2 separate regions of the Homo sapiens genome follow, and region 2 is linked to region 1. A link is a contact called in ENCODE Hi-C data. All regions are on one chromosome and are shown on one strand. The core of a region is the stretch at or near the end of the contact, and the rest is flanking DNA. Distances in the headings are between cores, read along the strand shown. Region 1 overlaps PRDM1 (PR/SET domain 1). Region 2 overlaps CRYBG1 (crystallin beta-gamma domain containing 1).

The links. A loop is a pair of places that touch in the nucleus more often than their neighbours do. Pooled maps may share reads with other maps.
Region 2: a map with no recorded cell type shows a loop between it and region 1 (4-fold over the local background). The contact joins two enhancer-like sites. A Hi-C loop is called at or near these places in 1 of 168 maps with a recorded cell type or tissue (K562), 1 of 37 single-sample maps with no recorded cell type and 7 of 50 pooled maps.

Annotation. Positions count from the first base shown.
Region 1 is chr6:106,093,032-106,096,079 of GRCh38, forward strand. It overlaps PRDM1 (PR/SET domain 1), which reads left to right. Exons shown (of 7, transcript NM_001198.4): 3 at 2,584-2,703. Among named protein-coding and RNA genes, the nearest start is that of PRDM1, 8.2 kb to the left of the region's middle. Within about 2 kb of position 1,405, at least 2 of the 41 ENCODE cell types and tissues checked have a DNase peak (open chromatin) inside an H3K27ac peak, as active enhancers do.
Region 2 is chr6:106,560,364-106,563,309 of GRCh38, forward strand. CRYBG1 (crystallin beta-gamma domain containing 1) reads left to right here. Exons shown (of 22, transcript NM_001371242.2): 19 at 440-563; 20 at 979-1,137. Among named protein-coding and RNA genes, the nearest start is that of RTN4IP1, 68 kb to the right of the region's middle. Within about 2 kb of position 1,493, at least 4 of the 41 ENCODE cell types and tissues checked have a DNase peak (open chromatin) inside an H3K27ac peak, as active enhancers do.

The sequences.
Region 1 (3,048 bases), core at 155-2,654:
TTTGAGGATTATCATAGACCTCTCTTCTACCACAGAGCCTTCTCTTTTTAATTGTTCTCCTGTCTTGCCTGTTGAATTGAATTTGTAAGGTTAGAGATGGCAAGAGCTACTTCCGGTGCTGCTTTATAGCTTACTAGTGATGAGTCTATAGTTGTGCTCAAATAGGTATTGGGTAGCTTATGCTTTCTAGTTGACTTCTTTTTGGGCACAAGAAAATGTGTGTAAGATGGATAACTGAAAACCTAGAGGCCCATTCTGTAAAAGAATGGCAATTTGGAAGAAGAACCACGACCTCAGTGCAGTGCTCCGTTTTGGTAATCAAGCTCTGACTCCCAAGACACCATCTGTAAGAGACTATAATTTAAAACAAAGTTGATGAACCAGTTGAGTGCCTTTCTTAAAATTACTGTTGTAAAGTAGATATGTTGAAAATATCAACTGCTAATTATTGGCTCACCAACAAATGGCATGATTTGTTTTTCCTGTTTGTCATTCTAATATTATGGAATAATCACTGAAATATGAATGTTAAATGATTTGCATGTCATAGAATTCAATTCCATTAATTTTCCAAATTAATTAGATTCAATAATAATATGTCCAAAACAATGAGCCTCTGAATAAGTCTACTAAAGCTTTAAATATATATATTTATATCTCAAGACTGCTCTGAGATACTCTTGTCCCCAGTAGTTTTACTGCCAACAAATACCAATAATGACAAACGGTGATTAAAAGGGCAGATAGATGTAAATGAAGGCAGAGGAGGAGGATGAAATGAACATCTGCTTTTTTCAGCTCTCTGACAGAAATTCTTAAAGGACCAAAAATAACACTCTTGTTTCAACTTATGTTAGGTGTAGGAAAATTTTCTTTTTTTCTCTTTCCAGTCTGAGTATGCTTCATTGATTTGTATATTGAATACTAAATTGTTTTAGAAAAAAAAATCATTGGCTGATAAGACACTTAAATGAGAAAAGCTAGTCTGTCACAGGCATGTAGGTGTGCCATATCTATTTAAATAGAGGTTTAAATTATTGATGAGACTTAATGAGGAACTGGTGTATATTGTAACCAAAATTGTAGATTCCACTGTGAACAATCTGTGCATGGATCGATTCACATATTTGAGTCTACCATTTCAGGTACATGAATGTACAGGAGCTACTGGGAATATAAAAACTGGAAAATAAACATTATCATCTATTACCACTCCCTCCTCCTTGGTCCATTTTAGTAAAGAATTCAGTAAAGTGATAGGTAGGCTATCTTGAATGAGAAGAAAATAAAACTAGGAAAGTGAGAGAATAAAAACCAAAACAAAACTGTAACTGCAAACTGTTGTAAAGGACTACTCACAGAGGAGTTCTATTGAATAGTGACGAATTGCTTCCTGATTCACGGTTGGTGATTTTTTTACCCCTTCAAAGAGAAATTTATTATTAAGGAGGAACTGGTATAGTTAACATGTTTCTTTAGCAAGGCCCCACAAAGTTAAAATGTGTGATGCATCCAGTCTGAGGTCATTTCCTCAGATCTTAGAACCTACAGCTTTCCTCCGTATAAACTTAATTTCAAAGGAGGGCTTTTGGCCAGGCATGGTGGCTCAGCCTGTAATCTCAGCACTTTGGGAGGCCGAGGTGGGAGGATCGCTTGAGTCCAGGAGTTTGAGACAAGGCTGGGCAACATGGTGAGACCCCTTCTCAACAATAACAACAAAAATTAGCTGGGCGTGATGGTGCATGCCTGTAGTCCCAGCTACTCAGGAGGCTGAGGTGGGAGGATCTCTTGATCCCAGGAGGTCAAGGCTGCAATGAGCTAAGATCAAGCCACTGCATTCCAGCCTGAGTGATAGTGGGAGACCTTGTCTTTAAAACACACACACACACACACACACACACGAGGGCCTTTGACCACTCTTGAGTAGAAGACTCGAGAAGAACAAAGTAGAAGGCCAGAGAAGAACAAAGTTACTTGAAAGATCTCTTATTAAAGAGAATGTACAAGCTATGAAAAAAAAAAAACACACACACACACACAAACCTCATCTGGAATGAAAAAAACATAATGCATTTGGTTTCTGGTTCCTTAGGCTGTTATGGAACAACCAAAGAACATTATTTTGGTTTCTGAGGTCAGAACTATTTTATTCCCCTCAAGCACACTATGCTTATGGTTTGAGGGAGAATGAGAAATAGGAAACTAGGAACAGGCTGAAATGGTCTAATCTTGACCATCTAATTCTGCAGTGTCTTATTCTCATTCTAAAAGAGAATGGTTATATTCGCTGTTCTAGCATAAAAAGTAATGATAAAAATAAAAGATCCCGTATTACCAGACAATAATCCCCTAGACTGTTTTAATGCTTGGTTGAGTATTTGCTTATGATCTCAGACTTTAAAAGATGGTCTCCCCCTATGGTGAAGCTTGTTAATTATGTAGGCATCATTAATGTCTGTTTACTTATCAAAATTTTATCATTGTTAGTTGTATTACTACTTGACAGTCCAATTTATTTAATTGAAAAGATTGGTTAACATTTTATAGTCAAAGTAATTGTTTCCTGTGTTTTTTCCTGTTTAGGTTATTGGAGTGATGAGTAAAGAATACATACCAAAGGGCACACGTTTTGGACCCCTAATAGGTGAAATCTACACCAATGACACAGTTCCTAAGAACGCCAACAGGAAATATTTTTGGAGGGTAAGTAAGGGAAATTTCTTCAGACCCATTAAATGTTAGGAAAAAATGGAGCTAAAAGAGCTGGGTGGCTCACCTTTCTCATCCTGTGCTGAGAAATGCTGGGGCTCACCCATAAGTATCCAGCATCCCCATGGACACAGGGAATTCTGAACAAATGTGATGAAACCGATGAAATGTCTGGCCTGTAGGTGGTTAGTGATGGAGATACGGGCTATATGTGAATCTTGATTTTTGCAATTCATTAGAGCTTTGTAATGAAAGGAAACAGTTTGTTGCTTGCTTTAAGGATAGGTTCATTTGCATTTCTCCGCAAGGAAGTAGTAATGAGTTACCAAGCCTTAGATT
Region 2 (2,946 bases), core at 243-2,742, 470 kb after region 1:
GCAGTTTTTTAGATTTAACAAAGATTACTCTCACTGCAGACAAAACTTTTTATTTAACCCTATTTAGCACCTACTAAGAGCTTTGGAAATATTAACAACTTAAAGACCCATTATTACAACTGAAGCTATTTTATGAATAGTTCCCAGGAAGAACTGAGGAATCCACTAAAAGACAATATTTCACTGCTTTACGGAGGAAAAAACTTACCTATTTCTCTTCAAGAATGGAACTTTTTGGCATAAGTACTCATGTAACAAAAATTTGCTATTTGTCAAGAAATTACTTCTTTTAAGTGTTCTAGAAAAGATCATTTTTCCCCCAATGTATGTTAAAAGTATATAGTTCAGTCTAGAAATGGAAAGCATTCTAAAAATAAATGTAATTGGGGTCCACTGTCAAATGAAAATTGCCACTTACTGTGGTTATTTTTGTTTTCAGATGGGTTACTTATGAATATGGCAGTTACAGAGGGCGACAGTTCCTATTGTCACCTGCAGAAGTACCTAATTGGTATGAATTCAGTGGCTGTCGCCAAATAGGTTCTCTACGACCTTTTGTTCAGGTATTTTCTTCCTCTCCATGCTCTGCATAGACTCTTCTCTGAAATTTTTTTGTAAATGCAATCCAACTTTTTATCCAATTTTTTTATTCAAAGTTTATAACTGGCCTCACCCTATAAACTCCTTCCCTGCCCCAATAATCTGGGCTCAGTTTCTGGTGCTAAGAGGTGTGGCTGCTTCAGAAGGCCATCAAACTGAACATCAAACGCAGTTATCCACAGGCAGGCACCCTGCCTCAGGCGCTTTGACATTTTGTCAAACTCTTCTCATTGAGAAAATTTAAAACCTCTGAGACTCTTGAGTATGGTAATTACCCTTAATCCATATCTCACTTTGGATTCTTCCTGATATTCATGCTTGTTCAGTGCTTCCAGCAGCACATCTGGTATAACAACTGCTGGGGGTTTTGTCTTCTAGAAGCGAATTTATTTCAGACTTCGAAACAAAGCAACAGGGTTATTCATGTCAACCAATGGAAACTTAGAGGATCTGAAGCTTCTGAGGATACAGGTCATGGAGGATGTCGGGGCCGATGATCAGATTTGGATCTATCAAGAAGGATGTATCAAATGCAGGGTGAGCTTTAGGATTCCACGGGGGCCTGTGATGGCTTTGCTAGGAGGTGACTCATCCTTTCATATGCTTTTGATCTTTTCTTCAAGTAGATGCAATTTCACAATTCCTGGAGTACTTTCAGAAATGAATTTGTTTTTTTCATGACAGTATATCCTAGCTCTGATAGAACCAGTCTAGGAACTTAAAATGAAAGGTAAATATAGCACTGATCCAAGATAGAATATTTATTTCTATGCTTGATTTTTATATAGTAGTAGAAAAAGGAAGTGTGTTATTCTTCCCTTTTTCCTTAATGTAACTGTTACAGAAACAAACTATAAGCTCCAGCCCTGTCAACAAAAATCACTCTTGGTTTGTTTTGGGGAAATCCACAGAACGGGATGAAGGGTAAAGAGATCCCTCTGTGTGCTGCACAGTCCATTTCCTAAGTGTCATACGTTGTAAATTAGAAAATGGCCCATGTCCCTCCTGCATCATTCCTACTATTAACAGACACTTAAAAGCTGACTGTAGTAAGATTTTTATGAAAGAAGCTCATGCTTCTATGGTAGATAAAACTTTTTTACTCCTTGATTTTGTGAGCTTGACCGTTGGCTCCTGATTTTCTTTAAAAAAACAAAACAAAACAAAACAAAAAACCAAAAAAAACCTGGTGCCCCGTGAGTCAGCAGAAGGAACACAGCCTTGCGAAAAGGAGTACAACTCGTTAATTGGGTCTGTTGTGCTGGAGGGGGAATTCTTTCAGTAAACAGAAGTACTGTTTGGACATGCATAGAAGAACTAGCAGGAGGAACAGAAGTAGTTGTAATATGGAATCATGAAAAGAAGCTTTCTGCCTTTGAATTGTCTTAATCCAAGAAAATGGTGTCTTTCAGCAGTTATTTCTAACAGACATTTCAGTGATGTTATTTAACAACTTTGAATTCAATAGGTCAATGAGAAAAAGTCTCCTAGATTATCACAGTGCTTTCATCTCAATATAGAATAATATACTTTAATTTTTTTTAGACGGGGTCTTGCTCTGTCACCAGGCTGGAGTGCAGTGGCACTATCTCGGCTCACTTCAACCTGTACCTCCCGGGTTCACGCGATTCTCCTGCCTCAGCCTCTCGAGTAGCTGGGACTACAGGCGTGTGCCACCACGCCCAGCTAACTTTTTTGTATTTTTAGTAGAGACGGGGTTTCACCATGTTGGCCAGGATGGTCTTGATCTCCTGACCTCGTGATCCACCTGCCTTGGCCTCCCAAAGTGCTGGGATTACAGGCATAAGCCACTGCGCCTGGCCTACAATAATACACTTTTAACAGGCATTTTTATAGCAACATTGTTTTGTTTTTGTGTTTGAGACAGAGTCTAGCTCTGTTGCCCAGGCTGGAGTGTAGTGGTGCAATCACAGCTCACTGTAGCTTCGACCTCCTGGGCTCAAGGGATCCTCCCACCTCAGCCTCCTGAGTAGCTGGGGCCCACAAGTGCATGCCACTATACCTGGCTAATTTTTAAAACTTTTCTGTAGAGATAGGGTCTCACAAGTGATCCTCTCACCTTGGCCTCCCAAAGAGTTGGGATTACAGTTGTGAGCCACTGTACCTGGCCAGTAATTTTTGTTAATGGCATGTGAACATGACTGCCATACATTATTTATATATTAAGGGTAGATTCACTTCAGGGAAGGGCTCATAAAATCTTTGCATTAAAACACCCTCTAGTGAGTCTGCATTTTTCTGTTTTCATAGCTGGAAAGCATGCCTGTTTAGAAAATTTTAATTCTCATGAAGGAAAGACAAATGCTAATAAATGCAATTCCGAGT